Regions from separate parts of the Homo sapiens genome. Here region 2 is linked to region 1. Evidence: chromatin loops called from intact Hi-C (ENCODE). Cell type or tissue: transverse colon. All regions are shown on one strand. Each heading gives the region's core, and the rest is flanking DNA. Links, peaks and the distances in the headings are about the cores only.

The links. Peaks named below come from ENCODE experiments on the same cell type or tissue, not always from the same donor. Only the 100,000 strongest peaks of a DNase experiment are listed, where the experiment ranks them.
Region 2: it touches region 1 in a loop (13-fold over the local background); 4 of 110 quality-filtered maps call a loop at or near these places.

What each region holds. Positions count from the first base shown.
Region 1 is chr3:10,732,917-10,745,330 of GRCh38, reverse strand. No RefSeq gene overlaps it. Among named protein-coding and RNA genes, the nearest start is that of LINC00606, 25 kb to the left of the region's middle. In transverse colon, for the core only: a CTCF peak has its summit at 6,269 (motif pointing right); a DNase peak (open chromatin) is centred at 6,290; H3K4me3 peaks cover 397 bases; H3K27me3 peaks cover 4,670 bases.
Region 2 is chr3:9,495,592-9,507,936 of GRCh38, reverse strand. It overlaps LHFPL4 (LHFPL tetraspan subfamily member 4), which reads left to right. Exons shown (of 4, transcript NM_198560.3): 3 at 1,734-1,970; 4 at 5,626-9,576. The coding sequence ends at 5,726. Among named protein-coding and RNA genes, the nearest start is that of LHFPL4, 52 kb to the left of the region's middle. RefSeq lists a silencer at 4,398-4,692 and an enhancer at 5,886-6,611. In transverse colon, for the core only: CTCF peaks have their summits at 4,341, 4,543 (motif pointing left) and 7,200 (motif pointing left); DNase peaks (open chromatin) are centred at 4,526 and 7,222; H3K27me3 peaks cover 3,680 bases.

The DNA.
Region 1 (12,414 bases), core at 1,958-9,957:
AATGTATGACATAAATGAATATATTATATATTAATATATTATATGTTAATGTATGACATGAATATATTATATATGTCATATATATTCATATATAAATATGTTAATATAACATATTAATATATGATCTATGAATGTCATATTTTATCATATTATAATATCATAATATAATATATAAACATATTGATATTATGAATATATTAATTAAACATTAATATATAATATATCGATTAATACATATTAAATTAATTATTAATATATTAATATATTATATTAACGTGTTAATATAATAAAATATCCTTATATTATTATATTGATATATTAATAACTATTACTATAAATATAATCTTACATATTATATTATATATTAATAATAACACATATTATTAATATATTTTATTTCTATATTATATAATAGTATTATATATTTATATAATATAACATATATTACATATAGTGAAAATATACATTATGTACGATAAATATTATATATGTTATATATATTATATGATATGATATTATATATCATATAAATATATAATATAATTTGGAAATAAAATATGTTACATAACATTATGTAATATATAATAATAAAAATATTAAAAGACCAGTTGGGTACAATCCTTCCACCTAGTTGAAAGCCCTCTGAACAGACCTGACTGGTAAGGGGGGCCCAGCAGAATGTTGTTTTCAGGCTGACTTCATTTTATGAGAGCGTCGCCTCCGCCCCTTGCCGCCCCCTCCTCACAATGATCATTTGCAGTGGATGCCTGAGACTTGATATTCCATTGCATTCCCTGCCCTCTGGCCGCTCAGTCATTTTGCTGCTTTAGTTTACTCAGGCCATGACCTTCCGGACCCACAGTGCTTCCCTCCTGGAATTTTAAGTCCTCTTAAACTTGCAAGTTGATGAGGATTGAAGAATCAGGTGTGAAGAATCGGGTGCAAGGCGGTGTTCTTAGGTGAGGAGGGAGCAGCTTGAGTCATCACAGAGCCCTAAAGCCCGCTGTGATTTCCAGAGGCCAGACACAGGTTGGGGAACACCCCCATGGGGCTGGAACCGGCAGCCGCCCTGCCTGGCTGCTGTGGTGGCTCCCGGCAGCACTGGGTGGCAGGCTTGTCCTGCTTTTGAGGACAGTGTCCCCTGCAGTGCATCCTGGAGTGAGCCTGGAGGAAGTTCTGCTGCTTGAGCACCGCAGCTCCTCTTCCCAGGCCCTATGTCCTTCTGGGTGGAGCCACACTTGCTTGGAGTGGAGAAGCCCCAGGTACTCTCTTGCCTGCCTCTTGGAAGCATGCTGGGCCCTGGACCGCGCTGACGGTCAAGATGCCCAGGACTTCTCATTGCCTGTGTGTTGCTCCAGGGTGCTCTGAGCAGAGAGCCAGTTCCCTTCTCTCCCGATCGTTCTGCCACCTCCTCTGTTGCCCCAGCCAGAAGCTTACAGTCCACTAGTGGAGTCCACAACCCCCAGCCCTGGCCCCTGTCTCTATCCCACCTCTTGCACCAGCCCCGTCCAACAAGCCCATCCTGGCAGGGCCGGGCCATGGCAGCTCCAGAAGTCAGTGGCGGGGGAGGGTGGAGGGTTTGAAAAGATTTGGGACCAGCCCACCTTGGCCAGCTCTAGCCTTCAGACAGTCTCCACTCTGGGGACTGCTCTGAGGTCTGCCTAGGGCCCTGCCCAGCCTCAGTCTCCCTCTAGGGGCACTCCCAGGCTCCTTGCAGCAGCCAACCATGTTGCTGCCTGACCCCCAAGCTCTCACCTTCCACCTGTACTCCATCACCATGGGACTGGTCCTTCCCAGGAGCCGCCTCACCTGCAGTGAGCCTGGCCTGTGCTGTCAGCAGGTAACCACTCATCCATAGGCATGCAGTGACACAGACTTGGGTCGCTTGCCCAGGGCCGCCTCACCACTGGGTGACCTTGGGTACATCAGCCTTCTTTCTCAGCTGAGCCATCATCGTGTCCCAAGGAGAACTGAAAAAACCCACCTTGCAGGATGGGTGAGAGGATCAATGCAAAAAGCACCCTGCTAGCTCACATCAACTCCTCCATCAGTGGGAGCATTCATTGTCTCATTCATTCATTCATTCATTCAATATTTATTATTTCCTCTGAGTGCAGCCCTGTGGATACAATGGTAGATGAAGACCAGACCTGGCCCCTGGCTTCATGATCTTGACCTTCTTTTGAGACAGACATAATAAATAGATGCACAGTTAGCACGGAATATAAGGGGAATGACTGGTGCTTTGAAGAAAGAGAGCAGCACATGCAGTGTGGGTAGGAAGCACTGTTTTAGCTGGGGGTCTCTATGAAGGCGATGTTTGAGCAGAGGCCTAAATCAGGCGGGGGACAGCCATGCAGCTGTCTGGGGAGGAGGGCACTGCAGTGCAAAGGCCCTAAGACAGAACTATGCCTGGAGTGCCTGAGGACCAGACAGCAAGGAGGCCAGCATGGCCAAGCAGGTGGAGCAAGGGAGAGAATGGAGAGAGATGGAGTCAGCAGGTTTGACTGGGGCTGCCCTGCAAAGGAGGCTTGGTTTTAGTCCAGGTGTGATGGGAGCCAGTGATTGGAGAGCGGCTGCAAGATGATCGGATTTACATTTTTGAAGGCTTGTATTGATGACTGAGTACCTGCTACTAGCCTGTGCTGGAGTCACCATGGGGGCTGTGGGAGGATGACCTGATTTTAACAGGACTCAGGTCTTTGCCATGTGTGGGCCTAGAATCCGGAACTCACCAAGGCAGGAGGGGAAACCAGCCAAGGTTCCCAAGGGTCCTAGACCCTGAGACTGTCCTGGGAGGCATGGCTGGCCACTTCCCAGCCCCAGAGCTTCCCTGAACCCTGGCCCCAGGCCCCCCAGTCCCCCTGTGGCCCAGGCAGTTGGTGTAGGTTCCCCAACCGCTGGCAGAGCGGTGAGAGAAAGGATGAAGGCTGAAGGCTCCCAGTGCCCACAGCCAACAATCGGGCAGGCTTCCCACATCCAGGCTCCAGTCTCAGGGCAACTCAGTTTTAGTAAGGAGACTGGTGAAGGGGGAGGGAAGAGGAGAGGAAAATGGGAGGAGGAGAGTGAGAAGAAGGAGAGGGAGGAAGAGGAGCAGCGGGAGGAGGAGGAGGAAGGGGAAGAGGAGGGAAACATCACAGCTTCAGCTTTCCTGGAACTAAATTTCAAATTCTATGCACGACTCATCCTTGGGGGAAACTATGTCAGAACCCTTCAGATCCATCAGTTTTAGACGCCTACAAGTTTTAGGAGTTGGAAACCAAGTAGTTTTAGAAAAAAATCTGTCCTAGTTTTGTAATTGGCTCCCAGGGCCCTGCTCAATGATTATTAAAATACTGACATGAAATCTCTGAGAGAAATTGCTCTGGGCCCTCTATTTATCATTTGCGTCGGTGAGACAAGTGGAGGCCTTTCTGTGGTGTGTCAGCTAGGGTACGTTTCAATGTCAGATAATTAACTTTAGTAAGAAAGAGTCAGATTTGCAAAGGGACTAAGGCCGAGACTCTGGTGGCCCTTGCTTAAAGGAAACTTGCTGAACAGAACTCAGGGCCTCAGGATGTCGTGGATCTGACTTACATTGTTTGTTTGAACAGTGGTTCTGAAGGTGAGGTCCACAGATCCTTCCCTATTCCCAAAGCACATGGAGAGGCTGCAGGGGATCCATGAACCTCCTGAAACTGCAGACAAAGTTCTATTTGTTTGGGCTGCTGTGTATTTTTTCCAGGCCAGTGGTTCTCTCAGTGTGAGGCCAGTGGTCATCTTACCTGGAAGCCTGTTAGAAATGCATATTCTCAGGCCGTACCCTAGACAAGTGGAGTCAGAAACTCTGGGAGTGCAGCCCAGTAACCTGCGTATTAACAAGCTCTCCAGATGATTCTGACACATGCTCAAGTTTGATGCACGTGAAAGCTATGCTCTATGGTAGGAGACAGCCGCTAAGAGTGGGGACCTGGGATCACACTGACCTGCGTTCAAATCTCAGTTTGCCCACTCAGCAGCTGTGTGGGCCTGTGCGAGTTCCTCAACCTGTCTAAGCTTCTGTTCCCCCATCTCTAAATTGGGATAAAACCTTGAAATACGGGGGACTTTTAATATAGCAATGATGACAGACAGCTTCACAGTCTCCATCAAGTGACAGATTGATGATGATGATGATGATGATGATGATGATGATGATGATGATTATGATGATAATGATGACGATGATGTTTTTTGAGGAGGAGAGTGACATGGACAGAAGTGTGGGTTAGAAAGATGCTCTATCAGATGGCTTAGACACCTGGCAGGGTCCCCAGGGACTGGGGTCACAGCTGAGCAGCAGCGGTAGGAAGGGCCATCTTCCTACTACATCAGAAGGCTGTCAGAGATCCAATGGACAAGACCGGCAAATGATTCCGTTCATTCAACAAATATTCACTGAGCACTTCTGATACGTCAGGCACTGTTCTGGATGCTGGGACACAGATGACAGAGTCCCTGCCCTCAGGGAGCTCTCATGCATGCGGGAAATAAATTCAATGAACAGGCAAGCTCATAGATGAATGAGGGTCTCAGAGCACAGCCACCGCTGGACAGGGTAGTGAGGTAGCGAGTGACAGGGGTCAGTAGGGTGGCCAGAGGAGGTGACATTGTGCAGAGAGTTGAATGATGAGGAACAGCCAGCCAGGAGAAGACCCTGGGAAAGAGCATGCAGGCATAGAGGGAACAGCCAGTGCAAAGGCCTGGAGAAGGGAATGGGCTTGGTGTGTTAGTGGGACAGAAAAGGGTGCGGGGGCCTGAAGAGTAGCTCTGAGCGTCTCCAGGGTATTGAAAGTTCTCAGCTTTCTGGGACTCCACTTCATCTGTCAAATGGACTCCTCTGAAGAGCCGTCATGAGGAACTGATGATGTGATGAGTATAACCACGTCTGGCACATAGTGGGCACTAGGAAAATGTACGCCATGGCCCCGCAATGGCCAGTTCAATCTCCTTCATGTCATTGCATGAGGATTCTAGCTATCACAAACAAAACCAGCTTGAGCATTGGAAATAAAAGTCCTGATAGTTTTAGGTCAATATCAGGTGTTAAATAGGAGGCAGTTTTCTGCAAGCAACAGATATTCATTGAGCATCCACTGAGGAAGATGCCCTTGGGGATAGAGAAGTGGAAATATCTCTGACCCCTATTCATGTCCAGGCCCTGCCATGTAGTAGCTTTGTGGTTTGGGGAAGTCCCAGCCCCCTGAGGGCAGCAGTCTCCTCTGAAGGGAGGAGAGGTTTCCAACAATACTTTAGCATTAGAAAGTATTTACGCAGTCAAGCTCTCTAGAACATGCAGTGATGGGTCCAGAGATGACCTTTGACAGAACTGGGGACCTTCTGCAGTGAACAGCAGGGAAGGTAGGGAGCATGGCATGGCAGGTATGGATTATGAGAAGCTGCAGACTCCCTGACTGGAAGATGACTGGTGAGGTTCCCTCCTTAACTTCACTGAGCCTTAGTTTCCTCCACTGTAAAATGGGTATGATCCCAGTATCCAATGTCTATGGGCAGCGGTGGGGATTAGATGGTGTCATGTTGTACAATTCTTAGCACAGTGCCTAGAACAAACTAAGCCCTCACTAAATGTCAGCTTCTATTAATATTCATATCCATATCCATATCCATATCCATATCCTTGTCATCAACGCTATTATCAGCAGGGGAAGCTGTGCCTCAGGGCTGCCTGTGCCTATGCCTGCCTTTGTGGCCAAGTAGGAGGATAGCCCTCTGTCCGCCAGGTCTAGACTGAGCGGAAGCCCTGGAAGAGAGGGTAGTGATGCTCCAGCTGTGAGGACAGAGGGGCAAGGGGCTTTAGAGAACAGGGCAGTGGCAGTGGGAATAAAAAGGAGCTGAATTGTGGTCACCTGCTCCTGGAAGACTTCCTAGATCACTTTGGGTGCTCCCAGAGCCCCTTGCACTTACCTTCAGGAGGCAGAGATCCTGCTGTGGTGTGAGAGCCTGTGCCTCCGTCAGCCTGAGGGCTCCTTGAGGCTAAAGCCTGGCCATGATCTACCTGTGTACTTCCAGGGTCAAACTCGGTACCCGGAACGCAGTGGGTGCATGAATGAACAAACAGATGAATGAATAAAATGAAGAACACATGCCCAAATGAATGGAAGTAGGTGGGCTGGCTGGTCCAAGGAGGAGTAAATTTGGGAATCGGAATCGGGCGGGCAGAAATACTTGTCTCTCCCCTGGAAGATCTGCACTTAACGGCAGTTGCGCCTCTTTCATTGGACACCAGGGGGCGCCATCACTGCAGAGCTGGCACCGGAAGGCTGAAGGGATCGGAAGGCTGAAGGGATCAGAACGCCTCAAGTAACGCCGACCTGATGGTTAGGGCGGAGGGACCCGGTTCTTCCAGGACACAAACCAGCCTCCCCTTAGGCCCAAGTGGTGGATTCCAGAAGGAAGAACTTGCTGACGACGACAATCAGCTTGCAACAGCGGCGGCGAGCTGCGCGTGGCTGCAGGTCTCTAGAGTCCACCCCAGGCCCTTTCCCGACCACCTCTGGGGGCGCTGGCGCTGTCCTCTGTCTGTTGTGCGAGGAGTCCCCAGGAGTTTCACCGGCCTGAGAGGGAAAAGGGGGCCTTCGACCCTCTTCAGAAAGTCCTTTCCTTTCCACGAGTAACACCTTCATCAGGTAACAACGGCGAGAAAACTGCCCAAAAGCACCTTCGGGTTTGTATAATAATTTCAAATTTACAGAAAGCTGCCGCAGTAGTAAAAAGAGCTATTTCCCCCAAGCCATTTTAGCGGGGAAAAAAGTAAGTTACTAACGTGATACTCCACCACCCCCCAAATATTTTGTGGATATTTCTTACAAATGAGGACATTCTCTACCTAACCACAAGCACCAAAATCAGGAAATTTACATCAATGCATTGTAACCACCTAATCCTCAGACTCCAGGCAAGTTTAACCAGCTATCCCGATAATGCCTTTCAGAGCAAGGGATTCGGTCCCGAATCCTGCACGGCATTTAGCTGTCATTTCCCCCTAGCCTCCCTCATTCTGGAACAGCTCCTCAGTCTTCCATAGACTTGCACAACCTTGATGCTTTTGAAGATTTTAGGCTACGTATGTTGCAGGAGGTCCCACAGCTCCAGTTTGGCTGCTGTTTCTTTCTTATTGGGTTCAGGTTGCCTGTTTTCAGTAGGAACATCACAGAAATGATGCTGTGTTCTCATTGCGTCCTAGTGGGTAGCACACAATTTCTCTTTGCCGCATTACTGGTGCAGGAACGTCAATCGCCTTATTAAGGTGGTGTCCGCCATTTTTTCCTTAGTTCTTCTTTTCCCCTTTGTCAGCAATAAGTATTTTCTTGGGGAGGTACCTCGGAATGATGTCATTCATCATCAAAGTTTAGTTGTAGCATTCTTTGGGGATTTTTGCCTGGATGAAGTTGTTACTAACACAGTTGCCAAATGGTGATTTCCTGATTCCATCATTCCTCCTTCTCCTCCTCCTCCTTCTTTTGTTTAGAGTCAGGGTCTCGCTGTGTTGCCCCAGGCTGGAGTGCAGTGGCACAATCATAGCTTACTGCAGCCTCTAACTCCTAGGCAAGTAATCCTCTTGCCTCAGCCTTCCGAAGTAGCTAGGACTACAGGCACATACCACCACAACTGGCTAACTTTTTAAATTTTATTTTTTTGTAGAGAGAGGGTTTCACTTTGTTGCCCAGACTGGTCTTGAACTCCTGTCCTCAAGCAGTCTTCCCACCTCAGCCTCCCAAAGTGCTGGGATAACAGGCATGAGCCACCGTGCCCAGCCTCTGTCATACCTTCTAAATGTATCAGTTGGCAATCTAACTGTAAGGAAAAGATCTCTCCTCTCCCCACTCATCCATCCATCCATTCATTCATTCATTCGTATATGTACTTGGTAAGGATTCGTGGATTCTTGTTTTATTTAATGGGTTATAATCTATTACTGTGACTATTTCTTTTGACATTCAAATTTCCCTGGCTTTGGCCAGTGGGAGCCCCTTCAAGCTGGCCCCTCTGTCACTTTAACATGCCAACGTCCTTCCTTGAACATTTCCTTATTTTCTGGTACGAGATATTCTAGGCTTATTTAGTATTCTTGCACCTGCTTTCGGTGTTTAAAGGAATCATGGGTTTATTATCCTGCAAAGGAGTATTTTGGAAACTCTTTTCCTCTAACCCCCCCAGCCCTAGGAAACCACACTACACAGGAGGTAAGAGATTGGACTTTGTAGTAAGACTGATCTGGGTTCAAATCCCACGTCTTATCAGCAGTGTTTCCTTGGACAAGTCTGAAAGCCTCTCCTCACCTGTAAACCAGGCATTTGTAAAATGCTGCTGCTCCTTTAATATTCCCCCAGCACCACCATGTAGCCAATGGTCTGGGAAATTGCTGGAGGGGATTCCTTGATCTGCCTCAGAGGGTAGGGAAATGAGTGAGTGCCTCTAACTTGATTGAGCTCACCTGTGGTACAACATTACCTGTCTGCATTCCCACCTCATGCCTTCCTACAGGACTCACATTTATTCCCTGTCTTCCAGCTTGTGGAATGGCAGACGTTCATAAGAATGAGATAAATTTGGGTTGGTTCCAAGTCCTTGCTATTGTGAATAGTGCTGCAGTAGTCTGGATTAAGAAAATGTGGCACATATACACCATGGAATACTATGCAGCCATAAAAAAGGATGAGTTCATGTCCTTTGTAGGGACATGGATGAAGCTGGAAACCATCATTCTCAGCAAACTGTCACAAGGACAAAAAAACAAACACCACATGTTCTCACTCATAGGTGGGAATTGAACAATGAGAACACTTGGACACAGGAAGGGGAACATCACACACCGGGGCCTGTTGTGAGGTGGTGGGACGGGGGAGGGATAGCGTTAGGAGATATACCTAATGTAAATGACGAGTTAATGGGTGCAGCACACCAACATGGCACATGTATACATATGTAACAAACCTGCACATTGTGCACATGTACCCTAGAACGTAAAGTTTAAAAAAAAATGAGATAAATTTGGAGTTTTATGAGAGGCACCCCTCACATCTTAGTGCTGCACTGCAATGTGCTGCCCCTCAAGCTCAGCTGAGATAAAATATCTGGCCTGCAGTAAGGCTCAACAATTGATAACCCCTGCTATGCCTCTGCTCTTCAAATGGTCGAGTGAGTTGGGAAATGCTCCATTCCAGAGCATTATTGGAGATTTATCATAATGCAAGTTAGGATAATACAAACCCTACTAGTACAGACTCATAGTTTGCTTCTGGAAGGTGGGGTCTGTGCCTTCCTTATCTCTGAACTCTCCACAGTGCCAGCAGCTCAGAGCTTGTCACATAATAGATAGGCAGCAAATGCTAAACAGACCAACAATAGGCTCACTGAAGGGCTTGGGGTGTAGCCTGTGGAATCCCTGGAGTGGGCTGCAGACTGGAGACAGAGACCCAGGGAGGGTTTCAGGTATGGGGTGATGGAAGCTCTGGCTAAAATTCTCTCCTCCTTTCCCTCTGTTCTTGATGTTCTGCCTTTCAGTCCCATGTCTGTAGCCTCTCAAAGGCATCGCTGCATCTCTAACTGCCCTGCAGTGGTCCCAGCCTCCATCACCCCATAGCTGAAACCCTCCCTGGGTCTCTGTCTCCAGTCTGCAGCCCACTCCAGGCATTCCACAGGCTACACCCCAAGCCCTTCAGTTAACTTATTGTCTATCCACATCCATGCCAGCTCCTTAGTCTGGCATTCAAGACTTACAACTCTCCATCCTGTGGGCTAGTCCCATCCCCAGGTAGAACCCGGAATCCACGTTTAAGCCAGCTTGTACCAAGGAATCCTGCTTCACTGCAGGATATATTAATAAAACCACTCCTGGTTTCTTTAGATTAATATTTGATGGTATACTCTTTTCTATCCTTTCCCTTGAAGCCTCATTTGTATCTTTATATTCAAAGTGGGTTTACTGTAGACAGCATGTAGTTGGGTCTTGCTTTTTTATTGAGTCTGACAACACTTGTCTTTTAACTAGATAATAAGCATCATTTAAATTTAATGTGAATATTGATATAATTTAGTGTGAATCTACCATCTCACCATTTGCTTTCTATTTGTCCTATCTGGTCTTTGTTCATTTTCCCTCTCTTTTTTCTGCCTTTTTGGGAATGTTTTTATGCTTCTTTTTATCTCCCTTGTTTTTATCTCCCTTGTTAGCTTATTATATGCTCAATTTCTTAGTGATTGCTTTAGAGCATACAACTTATAACTTTGAATTTATCACAGTCTATATTCAAGTACGATTCTGAAAATATAATAATTATATTATGGAATATAAGGACCCTACAACAGAATACTTCATTTTACCTTGCTTGGCTTTCGTCCTATCACTGCCATGCATTTTACTTCTACTTGTATATAAACCATGTAATTTATTATTATCATTGCTTTAAATAGTTAATTATATTTTTAAAATAGTTTAAAGTATATTTTTATTACCTCATATGTTGATCATTTCCTGTACTTCTCATTCTGTTGTATATATCCATATTTTCCATGTAATTATAATTTTTCTTCTGCCTAAAGGAATTTCTTCAATATTTTTTAAAGTGTTGGTCTATTTGTGGTGAAGACTTTCAACTTTTATATGCCCGAAAAAGTCTCTATTTCACCTTCATTTTAAAAAACCAGCTTAATTGGGATATAATTTGCATATTATAAAATTCACCCTTTTAAATTGTATAATTCAGTGTACGATTCAACCATCACCACTATCTAAGTTTAGAACATCTTTATCGCCCCCAAAAGAAGTCCTGTACCCATTTGTAGTCACTCCTCATTCCATTCCTCCCCATAGCCTCACACAACCACTAATCTACTTTCTGTCTCCATAGATTTGGCTATTCTTGACATTTCCTATAATTAGAATCATGTGGTGTGTGACCTTTTGCATGTGACTTTTTTCATTTAGCATGTTTTTGAAGCTCAACCATGTTGTAGCTTATATTAGTACTTAATTCCTTTTTAAGGCTGAATGGTATTCTATTGTACAGATGTCTTAGTCCATTTCATGTTTCTATAACAAAATACCTGAGACTGGGTAATTTATAAACAATAGAAGTTTATTTGGCTCATGTTTCTGGAGGCTGGGAAGTCCAGGAGCATGGCACCAGCATCTGGTGAGCACCTTCATGCTGCAGCATTCCATGGGAGAAGGCAGAAGGGCAAGAGAGCCAGAGAGCAAGCACACAGGGGGGCCAGACTCACTTTTATAAGAAACCCATTCTCAAGATAACTAACCCACTCCCATGATACTGACATTAATCTATTCATGAGCCCTCAGGACCTAATCACTTCTTATTAGGCTCCACCTCTTAACACTGCTGTGTTAGGGATTAAGTTTCCAGCATATGAACTTTGGGAGACACATTCAAACCACAGCAATGGATATACCACATTTTGTTTATACATTCGTCAGTTAACAAAGGTTTGGGTTGTTTTCACTCTTTGGCTATTGAAAATAATGCTATTATGAACATTCATATACAAGTGTTTGTGTGAAAACATATTTTCAATTCTCTTGGGTTCTCTTCCACCTAGGGATGGAGTTTCTAAATCATATGGTAACTATGTTTACCCTTTTGAGGAATGGCCAGATTGTTTTCCATACCAATGGCACTATCTTACAAGCTCCCTAGCAATATATTAGAGTTCCAATTTCTCCATATCTTCACCAGCACTTGGTTGTTCACTTTAAGCTTTGAAGATGTTTTTACTATACATAGAATTCTAGGTTGACAGTTTTTTCTTCCAGTCCTTTAAAAATGTTCCACTTTCTTCTGGCATTCATTGTTCACAGTGCAAAGTCTTCTGTTATTCTTTTCTTTTCCTTGATTCTCTGTACATAACCTATGCTTTTTCTCTGAGTGCTTTTAAGATTTTCTCTTTATTAGTAATTTTAAGCAGTTTGATTTTAGTGTAATTTTCTAATGTTTCTTTATGCTAGGGCTTGGTTGAGGTTTTTGGGTCTGTGGATTAATAGTTTTCATTAAATGTTTGGTCATTATTTCTTTGGATAGATTTTCAGTCTGTCTCAACCCTTCTTTTTTCCTCTCCTTTGGGGGCTCCATATAAGTATTAAGTGCCTTGTTCCATAGCTGATGGATGATTTCTCCTCCTCCCCTTCCTTTTACTCCCTGTATTTTATTTTGGGTAGTTTCAATTGCTCTCCATAAAATTCACTAGGATGTTCTTCTGCTGGGTCTAATTTACTGTTAATCTTATTAATATCCCAGCCATTCTACTTTTAATCTCTAGTTGTTTGATTTGTGGCTTGTTTATATATTATATATCTCTCCTTTACATACCTATGCTTTTCTTTGTCTTCTTGAATGCATAGAGTATTTGTTTAATAGCTGC
Region 2 (12,345 bases), core at 1-8,000, 1.2 Mb after region 1:
GCAGGACTGGCAATACGAGGGCCCCATCAAGCCGGTGATGCAGAGCTGGTGGAGGGGAAGACCCCATCTCTACAGTGGCCTGCTGAATCTGGGGGTTCTGACTGCCCTGTGACGCAGGAGGTGCCACTCTCCAAGCCAGTCACTCTTACCAGAGGAGTGCAATGTGCTGATCAGCTCAGGCTTGGGTCTCATCCACTAGGCTAAGTGCTGGCCAAGGGCCCACCTGGGCGGGGATTGGGACAGGTGGGTTGCTAAATCCAAAGCAGGTGGATGCTAGCTAGGGAACCATTGCCAAGGCCCTTCTGAGCCTGCCCCTTCTCTTCCTCTTTGCCTTTGTCCTCCTCACCTGAAACCAACTCTCCGAATTACTTTCTTATTTGTGTAATTATTACTTTTGGCATTATGACTGGTTTTGATAACAGCTAAGATTTACCCAGAACTTACTGTGCCAGGCACTTTACACTTTGCTGCCTTCCATAATCTTTACAACCACTTGAGGATACCATCATTATCCCCATTGTACAGATGAAGAAACTGAGGCTTAAAGATGAAGGAACTTGCTCAGTGTGGCATATCTAGAAAATAGCTGAGCCAGGATTTGAGACCCAGCCTTCTTAATCGCTTTGCTATTACGTACCTCTCTCCACACTACATTGCAAGCTCCATGCAGCTAAAATCCAAGTCTCCCCACCCCGCAGGCCTGGTCTAGTGCCTGGCATATGGTAGGCCCTGGATAAATGCTACCTGAGTGCCTGGCACCGTGCTAAGTGTTTTGCACGCATTACTTCATTTAATCCTCCTAATCGCCCTTGAGGTAAGTACAATGGTATTGACTGAAACAGGCCTGTTCAGGTTCAGCGGCATCTGCCAAGGTCATACAGCCAAGTTAGGGGAAGAACTAGGCTAAGTCCTATCATTGGCACTCCATAGTCTGTGCTCTTAGCAAAGTGCTCAACTGCATGAATGAAAGTATATTCTAGCATCGTGAATAAAAGGAAAATGGTGCCCAATAAACATTTGATGGGTGAAGGACAAGAATTTAAAAAATAACAATGAGGGCGGGTGTGGTGGCTCACTCCTATAATCCCAACACTTTGGGAGGCTGAGGTGGGCAGATCACTTGAGGTTAGGAGTTCGAGACCAGCCTGGCCAACATGGTGAAACCTCATCTCTACTAAAAATACAAAAATGAGCCGGACATGGTGGGAGGCACCTGTAGTCTCAGCTACTCAGGAGGCTGAGGCAGGAGAATTGCTTGAGCCCGGGAGGTGGAGGTTACAGTGAGCCGAGATCACGCCATTGCACTCCACCCTGGGCAACAGAGCGAGACTCCGTCTCAAACAACAACAACGACAACAATAATAATAATAATGAGGATGGGAGAGATGGGAGAGGGAGTTGGTCCCGATGCTAGAGGAAGTTGAAGGAGGTGGCTGTGGGTGGCTATGTTCTCATATTCCCAGAATGCTTCCTGGAGGAGGAGTTGATCTCATGGGGAAGGGAGAGGGCATTGCGGGTTCCAGAAAGTTTCTGCTACCCATCGTAGACCTCTTTCTCTCTCTCTTTTCCCTGCCCCTGCCCTCTCTTTCTCCCTCTGTGGAAGTGGGTAACAAGCACGTGGTTGGGTTGATGTGCCCTCAATAGGGTGGGGCCCAGACTGCGGACACTAGCGAGTAATGGTCTTTTCTCTTCCTTCCTGACCGTGGTGGTGGGCCCGGTGCTCTGCCCCTCAGCTCTGTGCCTCGTCCTGGGCTGCATGATCTTTCCTGATGGCTGGGATGCCGAGACCATCCGGGACATGTGTGGGGCCAAGACGGGGAAGTACTCCCTGGGGGACTGTTCAGTGCGCTGGGCATACATCCTGGCCATCATCGGCATCCTCAACGCCCTCATCCTCTCCTTCCTCGCCTTCGTGCTGGGCAACCGGCAAACAGACCTGCTGCAGGAGGAGCTCAAGCCGGAGAACAAAGGCGAGTGTGCTGTGGGCTGGGGGGCAGCGGCGGGAGCCAGGCCTGGTCCTGGGAGGCAGGATAATTTCAAATAAAAGGAGTAAGAGGGTTGCATGAATTGGAAACCCTGGCTGGGCGTGGTGGCTCACGCCTATAATCCCAGCACTTTGGGAAGCCAAGGCAGGTAGATCGCTTGAGCCCAGGAGTTCAAGAGTAGCCTGGTCAACATGGTGAAATCCCCTCCCTAAAAAAATACAAAAACTGGGCTGGGCACGGTGGCTCACGCCTGTAATCCCAGCACTTTGGGAGGCCGAGGCGGGTGGATCCTGAGGTCAGAAGATCCAGACCATCCTGGCTAACACGGTGAAACCCTGTCTCTACTAAAAATACAAAAAAATTAGCCGGACTTGGGAGGCTGAGGCAGGAGAATGGCATGAACCCGGGAGGTGGAGCTTGCAGTGAGCTGAGATTGCGCCACTGCACTCCAGCCTGGGAGACAGCGAGACTCTGTCTCAAAAACAAAAAAACAAAAAAACAAAAAAAAACAAAAACTAGCTGGATGTGGTGGCAAGTGCCTGTGGTCCCAGCTACTCAGGAGGCTGAGGTGGGAGGATCACCTGAGCCTGAGAAGGTTGAGGCTGCAGTGAGCTGTGATTGTGCCACTGCACTCCAGCCTGGACTACAGAGTGAGAGCCTATCTCAAAAAAAAAAAAGAAAGAAAAGAAAAGAAAAAAAGAAACCTGCCTGACAGTACAACCACCTTTTAAATGATTTGATGTTCTGCCTCAGATCTGATCATTTGCCTGTGACCCAGCAAACCCACCTCGGGTACAAACCCATGAGAAGCGTTCAAGGGCGCTGGTGGCTGCAGCTTCACTGTAGCAAACAGCTATAAACAGCCCAATGGCCATGGACAGGAGGCCGGATAAATACACGTGACATGTTCACATCACAGAGCAGCTCACAGCTGTGAAAATGTCACACTTCAGTTATATGTACCACAGTGGATGTATCTCAGTAATATAATGTTGAGAGAGGGGGAAAAAAAAAAACAAGTTCCAGAAGATGACAGAGTGATATATTTATTGAGCTCGAAAGTAAGCAAAACTAAGCAATGTATTGTTTAAACACACATGTATTTGTGGCAGTATTTTTTTTTTTTTGAGATGGAGTCTCACTCAGTCACCCAGGCTGGAGTGCAGTGGCGCGATCTCCACTCACTGCAAGCTCCACCTCCCGGGTTCACACCATTCTACTGCCTCAGCCTCCTGAGTAGCTAGGACTACAGGCACCCGCCACCACGCCCGGCTAAGTTTTTGTATTTTTAGTGGAGATGGGGTTTCACCGTGTTAGCCAGGATGGTCTCGATCTTCTGACCTCGTGATCCGCCTGCCTTGGCCTCCCAAAGTGCTGGGATTACAGGTGTGAGCCACCGTGCCCAGCTGTGGCAGTATATTTTTTTAAAAAGCAAAGAAATAATAAATATGAAAGGTAGGATGATGGTCATCTGTGGTTATGATGGAAGGGGAGGAAGTCAAGTATATGAGCTGGAGCGTGGAGGTATATGCAAATTATGGGTAGCGTTAGAGTCCTTTTTTTTTTTTTTCCTTGAGACAGTGTCTTGCTCAGTTGCCCAGGGTGGAGTGCAGTGGCACGGTCTCGGCTCACTGCAGCCTCCAGCTCCTGGGTTCAAGTAATCCTCGTGCCTCAGCCTCTTGCTCTTGAGTACCTGGGATTACAGGCATGTTGCCACCACACCCAGCTAACTGTTGTATTCTTAGTAGAGATGGGGTTTCACCATGTTGGCCAGGCTGGTCTCAAACTCCTGGCCTCAAGTGATCTGCCTGCCTCAGCTTCCCAAAGTGTTGGGATTACAGGCATGAGCCAGCACACCCGGCTGAGTTATAGTTATTGAATGGTGAGCTCACCAGTGTTGATTATTGTATTTTTTTAAGAGATTGGGGGAGGGGGCCTCACTCTGCTGCTCAGGCTGGAGTGCAGTGGTGCAATCATAGCTCACTGCAGCCTCAAACTCCTGGGCTTAAGCGATTCTCCTGCCTCAGCCTCCTGAGTGGCTGGGACTACAGGCATGCGCCACCACGCCTGACTAATTTTTGTATTTTTTGTAGAGACGAGGTTTCCCCATGTTGCCCAGGCTGGTCTTGAACTCCTGGCTTCAAGCAATCCTTCCGCCTTGGCCTCCCAAAGTGCTGAGATTACAGGTGTGAGCCACCTTACCTGGCACATTGTATGCTTTATAATTAGTGTATTGCATATAAACTTTCATATATATCAAGTAGCATTAAAATACAATAAAGAAAAAAGGCCAGGTTCAGAGAACTCCAGAGCTCCAGTAATTTGCCCAAAGTCACTTAAGTGGTGAAGGCAGAATCTGAACCCAGGTCCAAGTCCAAAGTCCAAGCTCTTCCCCCCTGTCTCAACCTGGTGAAGCCAGAGATTTCCTGCACGGCTTTGGGAGCTCTCCTGGGATGCTGATCTGCTAACCTGTACTCAGAGGCAGGTTCTAAATACCTGATGCAGTCCCTCAGACCCCGGGATTACTGTGGTTTTGGTGTGAAGTCAAGGCCTGCCCTCTGGCGGCAGCTTTCAGAAGTGCAAGACAGACTGAGATCTGGCCTTTCTCAAGAAGGGGTGTGGGGATGTGACTGATGTGAAGTGGGCCCCCTCGGTGTCCTTCTCCTCCCTTCCCAAAGCCCCCTAACAACTCAGTGTTAAAAATCAATGTAAAGGAGCCCCAGTTTTCCTCCCTTCAGTGTCCAGGGAGTCTCCGTCCCTCACTGGGAGTTCAAGATGAGTGAGCCTCCCACTTCAGTTTTAACCCAAAGACCTCCGAGCCAAAAGCCATGGCGCGCACCTGTGGTCCCAGCTACAGGCTGAGGCAGGAGGATCGCTTGAGCCCACACGTTCAAGACCAGTCTGGGCGATGTAACAAAACCCAGTTTCTATTAAAAAGAAAGAAATATATATATATATTTAAAGAAGACCTCTGGAACCAAAGAAAAAATAGATAAATAAATTGCTTCCATTTCCAGCATATTCTATGACCAAACACTGCCAAGTCCTTGGCTGTCATTATTTGTCTCTTTTTGACCCTTCGGAATTACCCTGTGAGGTAGGCTATGATCCTTATTTTGCAGATGAGAAAATCGGGGCTCAGAGAGGTTAAATGGCTTGCTCAAGGCCATCCTGCTGGTCAGGTGAGGCTAGGATTTCAGCGCTTGTGCAGTCTGCCCCTCTGCCCCTCTGACCTTTTTTTTTTTTTTGAGATGGAGTTTCACACTTTTTGCCTAGGCTGGAGTGCAGTGGTGCAATTTTGGCTCACTGCAATCTCTGCCTCCTGGGTTCAAGCGATTCTCCTGCCTCAGCCTCCCAAGTAGCTGGAATTACAGGCATGCACCACCATGCCCGGCTAATTTTTTGTATTTTTGGTAAAGACAGGGTTGTGCCATGTTGATCAGGCTGGTCTTGAACTCCTGACCTCAAGTGATCCACCCGCCTCAGCCTCCCAAAGTGCTGGGATTACAGGCGTCAGCCACCGCGCCCGGCCCCTCTGCCCACTTGTGCCCTGGGGAATGTGCAAGGAAAGCCTGAATGCCCAGGCAGCCTCTGACTTTCTCTAATTCTCTCTCCTTCTCTCTCTCTCTCTCTCTCTTAGATTTTGTGGGCTCTACAGTAAGCTCCGTGTTGCGGCCCGGGGGTGATGTCTCTGGATGGGGAGTCCTTCCCTGCCCCGTGGCTCACTCACAGGGACCCTGAAAGGCCAGGATCACAGCCCAGTAATTGGCCTGACCTCAGCTTGTCCTGCCTTCTGCCCTCTCGTCACTCCATTCAAGCTCTGAGGGAAGACCCTGATCTCAGACTTACTTCTCACCGACTACCCTGCAAGCTCCAGGCTTTGAGGAGAGGAAAGCCTGGATGTGGCCTGGGGGAGAGGAGAGGCCCTCCAAACCTTGGGAGGGTCTAATTCTTGCTCCTCCCTCAATTTGACCTAAGGGAGCCTGCATCTGCGTAGGCCCTTGGGCTTCTCCTCTCCTCTCTAGACTGGCCTGGAGGTCCCTGCAGATCCCCAGGGAGAGCGGAGCTGTAGTTCCAGCTCCCCAGGCCCCCTCAGTCTGGAGGGCTGCCGCCTGGCTGTATCCGCACCTCTTCTGGTCCCTGCCTCTTCAAGAAATTTATTCTAGATACTGCTCCAGGGTGGGCTGGACTCTTTCCTACTTTTTTTTTTTTTCTTTTTTGGCTGATGTTGGTTCCACCACATCTGCCACAAAGCTCCAGGTGCCACCAGTCTCCCCTGGGACCTCCTCTGCTCCATTCCGGCCTGCTCCCAGCTCACCCTGAGGGAGAGCTGCACCGAGGGATGCACAGGGCCCTGCTGTCAGCTGCAGACCGGGGCCCTGATCAGCCCAGAGTCAGAAAAGACTTTCAGGCTCTGGAGGTAGCGGGAGGGGGTACGTGGCCTCGGCAGTTGGAGCTTAGAAGCTGCTCAGCCCGGGCTGGCCTGGCCTCCTCTTCCTCTCTGCTGGAACATCTCACTGATGACTGAGCCCTTGACCTTGGCCTCTTTTGCCCAGGCCTCCTCTCTGCTGGGATGTCTCACCAATGACTGGACCCTTGACCCTGGCCTGTTTTGTACAGCACAGACTTCTTGGCCCTGTTGTCAGGGTTGGGGGTGTGGAGGGGACCCCAGAGGTGGGGAGTTGGGGGATGCATTACCCCTTCTGCCCCTTTTCATGCCCTCCATACCCCAGGCGTCTACCAAGGGCAGAGACTGTCTTGTCTCTTTGATACTTTTCTGCATAACTTGAACTTGCAGGTCATCTCTGAACAGGGTACCCCTGTCCCCCTTCCTAAGCCTTGTTACCCTGTCCCAGCCTCTTCCTCCTCCTGGCCCACCTCTCGCCTTGCGATATGCCCAGGGTCTGCACCTATGGGCAGTGCTTGGAGCCGAGGCATGAGTGTATGTGTATGTGGGTGAAATGTGTGTGCGTGTGTGTGCGCGTGTGAGCGTGTGTGTGTGTGTGTGTGTTGGGGGACAGGTGAGAAGTTTCTCCCCCCTCCACCCACTGTGGGGGCGTCTCCCTTCCCCTTGGCAGGGAGCAGGTGAGGGAGACTCCTGGTATTTTTTGAACACCCGTCATTCCCCTGTGGGTCTGGCGGCAGAGCCATCTCTCCCGGGGAGCCTCCCTGCCCTGGGGCCTGGACAGCTCCCTCAGCACTAGTTGCTGGTGCAGACCGGCTTCGTCCAGCGCCCCCTCCTGGCGGCCTGGACCTGCAGGGAAGGGGCGGTGCCCTGCAGGATGCCAGGGGAAGCCGCCTCGGGCCTCGGCGGAGGGGAGAGGGTCGCTTGAGCGCCATGTGTTTGCCAACCTTGTGTTCATTTCCACAGGACTTGGACCTGAGAGTTAGGGTTTCCAAGAAAGACCCTAGAAGTCCCCTGCCTGTCTCCCCACTCTGGACCCTAGCCGGAATCAGATGTTGGGACCTAGTGGGTTCCTGCCACCTGGAACTTACCAAGTCCCGACTTCACTCCTCCACTTACTCCTCCCGGGCAAAGCCTCCCCGCAGTGCTCTGGTCCCAGCGCTGGGCTCCCCTTCCCCGCCGGCGCCTTCCCGGACAGTCCAGTCGGCCTGGGGTAGGGGCGCTGCGGGACAGAGGGTCCGAGTTAAATGCGGGAGGATGCGGGAGCCCCGTGGGAGGGAGTTGGGGTAGGAGGGAGTTCCTCAAAGATGCAAACCAAGCCCAGCGTTGGAGGGGGAGAGCAGAGTTAGGAGAGAGTGAGGGGAGGGGCGCAGCAAGCGACTGGGAATGGGAGAAGACACTGGGGTGAGGAGAAGAGGGGTGCAGAGACAGGGAGATGAGAGATGATTGGAGAAGGAGCGAGGGGGACGCACAGGCACAGAGAAACAGCGCGAGGAGGAGAGATCGAGAGAGACGGGGCAGAGGTGGAGAGAGATGAGAGACCAGCTGAGAGGCTGCCCGAGAGCTTGGGGTGGGGGAGGGGAAATGGATGAAAAGGCGGAAAAAGGACTCGGGAGCGGGGAAGAGGTAAATGGAGATGTGGGTTGGGGGCAAGAATGGGATGCAGAGGAAGGAGAGGAGGATGAAGGAGCCAGGATGCGGGGCAGTGGGGAGGGGGTTGCTATCTGGGCACTGGGTGAGGGGAGAGCTTGTTCCCCCAAGGACGCCTGCCACCAGGTGTCCTTGCCACACCTTGTTCCCCAAGGACACCCACCAAACCTGTGCCCTGGTGCGGGGGATAGAACTGACCTTTCAGAGGCTGGAGGCCCGGGGCACAGGCAGCCAAGGCCGCATCCTTTTGGGAAGAACTGGAGTGAAGGAAGCCACTTCAGAGGACGTAGTGGGTCCAGCTGACTTAGGAGTGGGTCAGCGCCGGGTGGAGAGGAGGGAGGCTAGTTCCCTGGTGGGGTAGCCTGGCAACATTCCCATTCCACCGCACCTGGCCAGCTGCCATCTTGGCAGAGCCAGGGGGAGATGCACCAGGGAGTTTGGAGTCAGGAAGGCAGAGTTGTGTGGGCTGAAGTCTGCGGGAACCCCAGGGTGACACAGGCAAGGGGTAGAAGTCAGAGTGGGGACCAAACCATAGACTGGGGCCCTGGGTTCTGCAGAGGTGTGGATGGGGCAGGTGGCAGGTGCTCCAGTGGGGGCCCCAGGTGAGGCCCTGATGGCCCTCCTGGGGCAATAAAGACATCATGGGAAGGGGGCTTTGTGGTTTGCCTCTGCTCTCGTCGGGCGATCTGGCTTTAGCCTTCAGGAGGAGGTAAGCAGAGGAGATCAGTGCCTGTTTCTGACCCCAGGAGGGCCTTGTTGGGCTCCAACCTAGAGCCTTCCGGCTTCAGGTCCCAAGAGAAGTCCCCCCCTAACTGTGACCCCCCTAACTGTGATCAGGGGTCTGCCATTGCCCGCTTTTCTCTGCCTGATCTGGGGACTCAGGAGAGGCCACGGCAGCCACAGCCTAGGGGTGGTTCAGTCCCTGGCCCACAGTCTGGTCAGTTGAGTCCTTCTGGGAACCGGGGCTATGAAAACTTTCGTCTTTGGGGACCGGTACCCATGAAGGAAAACTTTCCTGAGGGGGTGAGGACCAAAGAATCAAGATCCTTTTCAGGCCTGATAGCCAAGATGATGAGAACTTTTAGATAAGGCTGTGGGGAGAGTCCCTGGCCTTTTGAGCATCCTGCTTGGGCACACGGGGAATAACCTTTCTCCAGCTTCCAGTGTGAACTGAGAAAGAGAAAGGGAAACCCTGTCTTTGGAGAAGCTGGGATGTTCCCAGCACCAGAAACTTCTGCAGGCCCCTGCCTGGCCCACGGCTAACCTTTGGGTGGGACTGGAGTTTCCTGAACAGGGAACAAGGGAGCCTTCCGCAGAGCTCTGATGGGCAGGCCTCCGAGGGCCTGTGCTGTGTGCTGTTAGGATAGCTTGGTGTTGTCTATACCCCATTAGTAAGTTTTGTCTGAGTGTGTCCTCGCTGTTCATTGTCTAATTTGGTAACATTTATTTTGGTCCTGACCCCTTCTGCTGCTGCTGGGTTTAAGCTTCAGTGCAGGTGGAATGACATTCAAATAAAGAAACACTTTCTATCACCCACGCTGGCTGCCACTTCTCTGAGTCACTGGGATCAAGAGGGGTAAGATTCCAACCCTATGGATCAGGTTTGTCTGGTATTAACAGAACCCTACTACTGTGGCTTAACAAGATAGTTTATTTTACCATCACATTAAAAAAAAAAAAAAAAAAAAAAAAAGCCTGGAGGTGGGTAGATCACGGCTGATATGGCTCTCAGTGTTATCCAGAACCCAGGCTCCTATCTTTCTGCACTGCCATTTTCAATCCTGGCTACATCCTCAAGAACACCTCATGGCCCAACGTGGGCTGCTGGAGCTCCAGTCACCTGGTCCACATTTCATTTGAAGACTTCTGGAAATTCCATAGGACTGTGTCACTTGGGCCACATAACAGTAAAGGAGGCTGAAAAAGTGTGGTCTGTTATCTCGGCGCATTGCCAGCCCAAATAAAACTGGGGTTCTTGGCCGGGCAAGGTGGCTCATGCCTGTAATCCCAGCATTTTCAGAGGCTGAGGTGGGTGGATCACCTGAGGTCAGGAGTTTGAGACCAGCCTGGTCAACATGGCAAAACCCTGTCTCTACTAAAAATACAAAAATTAGCCAGGCATGGTGGTGCGTGCCTGTAATCCCAGATACTCAGGAGGCTGAGGCAGGAGAATTGCTTGAACCCAGGAGGCGGAGGTCGCAGGGAGGTGGGATGGCGCCATTGCACTCCAGCCTGGGCAACAGAGCAAGACTCCGTCTCAAAAAAAAAAAAAAATAGGGTTCTGATACAAAGGAGAAAGGAGTGAATAGAGAGAGGGATACAGTAATCTCTGCACACCTCTGACAGCACAGGCACGACTTGTCCAAGTCCATACAGGCAGAAAAGAGTAGAGCCTCATCTGCTCTAGCCAGAGTGCTCAGTCCAGTCACTTTGCCTCTCTCTAAAGCCCCATTGAATAAATAGAGAAAACAATAGTGACTCCCCCAAGGGAAGCTGTAAGCAACATACCAGGGAATATATGCACTTTGCTCTGCAGGGTATCTGGCACGCTGTAATGTGCGCAGTACCAGGTAGCTACATTGAAGACTTGGAAATGGAGTCCTCTTCCAACACATTTTAAGCACTTAGTGTATGCTAAGCACTTAAGCTAGAAAAAAAATGAGCAAAACAGAGATGCTGTCTTAAGCATAATTCTGGTTGGGGAGATGAACATGTGAAAATAACGCATGACTTGCCACATGCAGGGTATTGTGGGTATCCTAGGCAGGAATACTTTAAATGGCTTTTGGTGACGTGGGCAGCGTAGGAGGAGGTCTTGCTGTAGGATGAGAAGTTAGGCAGGAGGGGTCAGGAAGGTCAAAGAGAAGGCAGCTTGAGGAAAAAGACTGAGGTAGGCAGCAGAACTGTGTATGGAGGACGAAAAGCAACTTAGTTTGAAATGTGAAGTACGAGGCAGGGAGGAGTCAGAGATGAGTCTAGAGAGACAGGCGAGGGCCAGACCATGAGAAAGCTTGGGGGCCATGGACAGGAGTTTGGACTTAAGAGCAATGGGGAACCACTGAAGGATTTGAAGCAGAAGGAAAAATGACTCAATTTGCATTTTAGAAAGAGCACTCTGGTGGTAGCATTAGGGGGCTGGATTAGGGGTAGACTGTTAGCCCATTTCTGCATTGTTATAAAGCCATACCTGAGACTGCATCATTTGTTTTATTTATTTATTTTGAGATGGAGTCTCCCTCTGTTGCCCAGGCTGCAGTGCAGTGGCACAATCTCAGCTCACTGCAACCTCAGCCTCCCTGATTCAAGTGATTCTCCTGCCTCAGCCTCCTGAGTAGCTGAGATTACAGGTGTGCACCACCACACCCGGCTAATTTTTGTATTTTTAGTAGACATGGGATTTCACCATGTTGGCCAGGCTGGTCTCAAACTCCGGGTCTCAAGTGATCCACCCGCCTCAGCCTCCCAAAGTGCTGGGATTGCAGGCATAAGCCACTGCACCTGGCCTGCATAATTTATTTTTATTTTTTTGAGACAGGGTCTTGCTCTGTCACCCAGGCTGGAGTGCAGTGGTGAGATCACAGTTCACTGTAGCCTCAACTCCCAGGCTCAAGCAATCCTCCCACCTCATTCTCCCAGGTAGCTGGGACCATAGGCACCACCATGCCTGGCTATCTCTTTTTTTTTTTGAGATGGAGTCTCACTCTGTTGCCAGGCTGGAGTGCAGTGGCATGATCTCAGCTCACTGCAACCTTTGTCTCCCGGGTTCATGCAATTCTCCTGTCTCAGCCTCCCAAGTAGCTGAGACTACACACGTGCACCACCACGCCCAGCTAATTTTTGTATTTTTAGTAGAGATGGGGTTTCACCATGTTGGCCAAGATGGTCTCGATCTCTTGACCTCGTGATCCACCCACCTTGGCCTCCCAAAGTGCTGGGATTATAGGCGTGAGCCACTGCTCCCGGCCTTATTATTATAATTTTTTATAGAAACGGGGTCTTGTTATGTTACCCAGGCTGGTCTCAAACTCCTGGGCTCAAGCAATCTTCCTGTCTCAGTCTCCCAAAGTGCTGGGATTGCAGGCATGAGCCACTGCACCTGGCCAAACTGGGCAATTTATAAAGAAAAGAGATTTATTTTGGCGCATGGCTCTGCAAACTGTACAGGTAGCATGTTGCTGGCATTTGCTTCTAGTGAGGCTTCAGGAAGCTTACAATCATGGTGCAAGGTTAGGGGAAGCCAGCGTGTCACACGGCAAGGGCAGGAGCAAGACAGAGAGAAGAGGGCAGTCCCAGGCTCTTAAACAA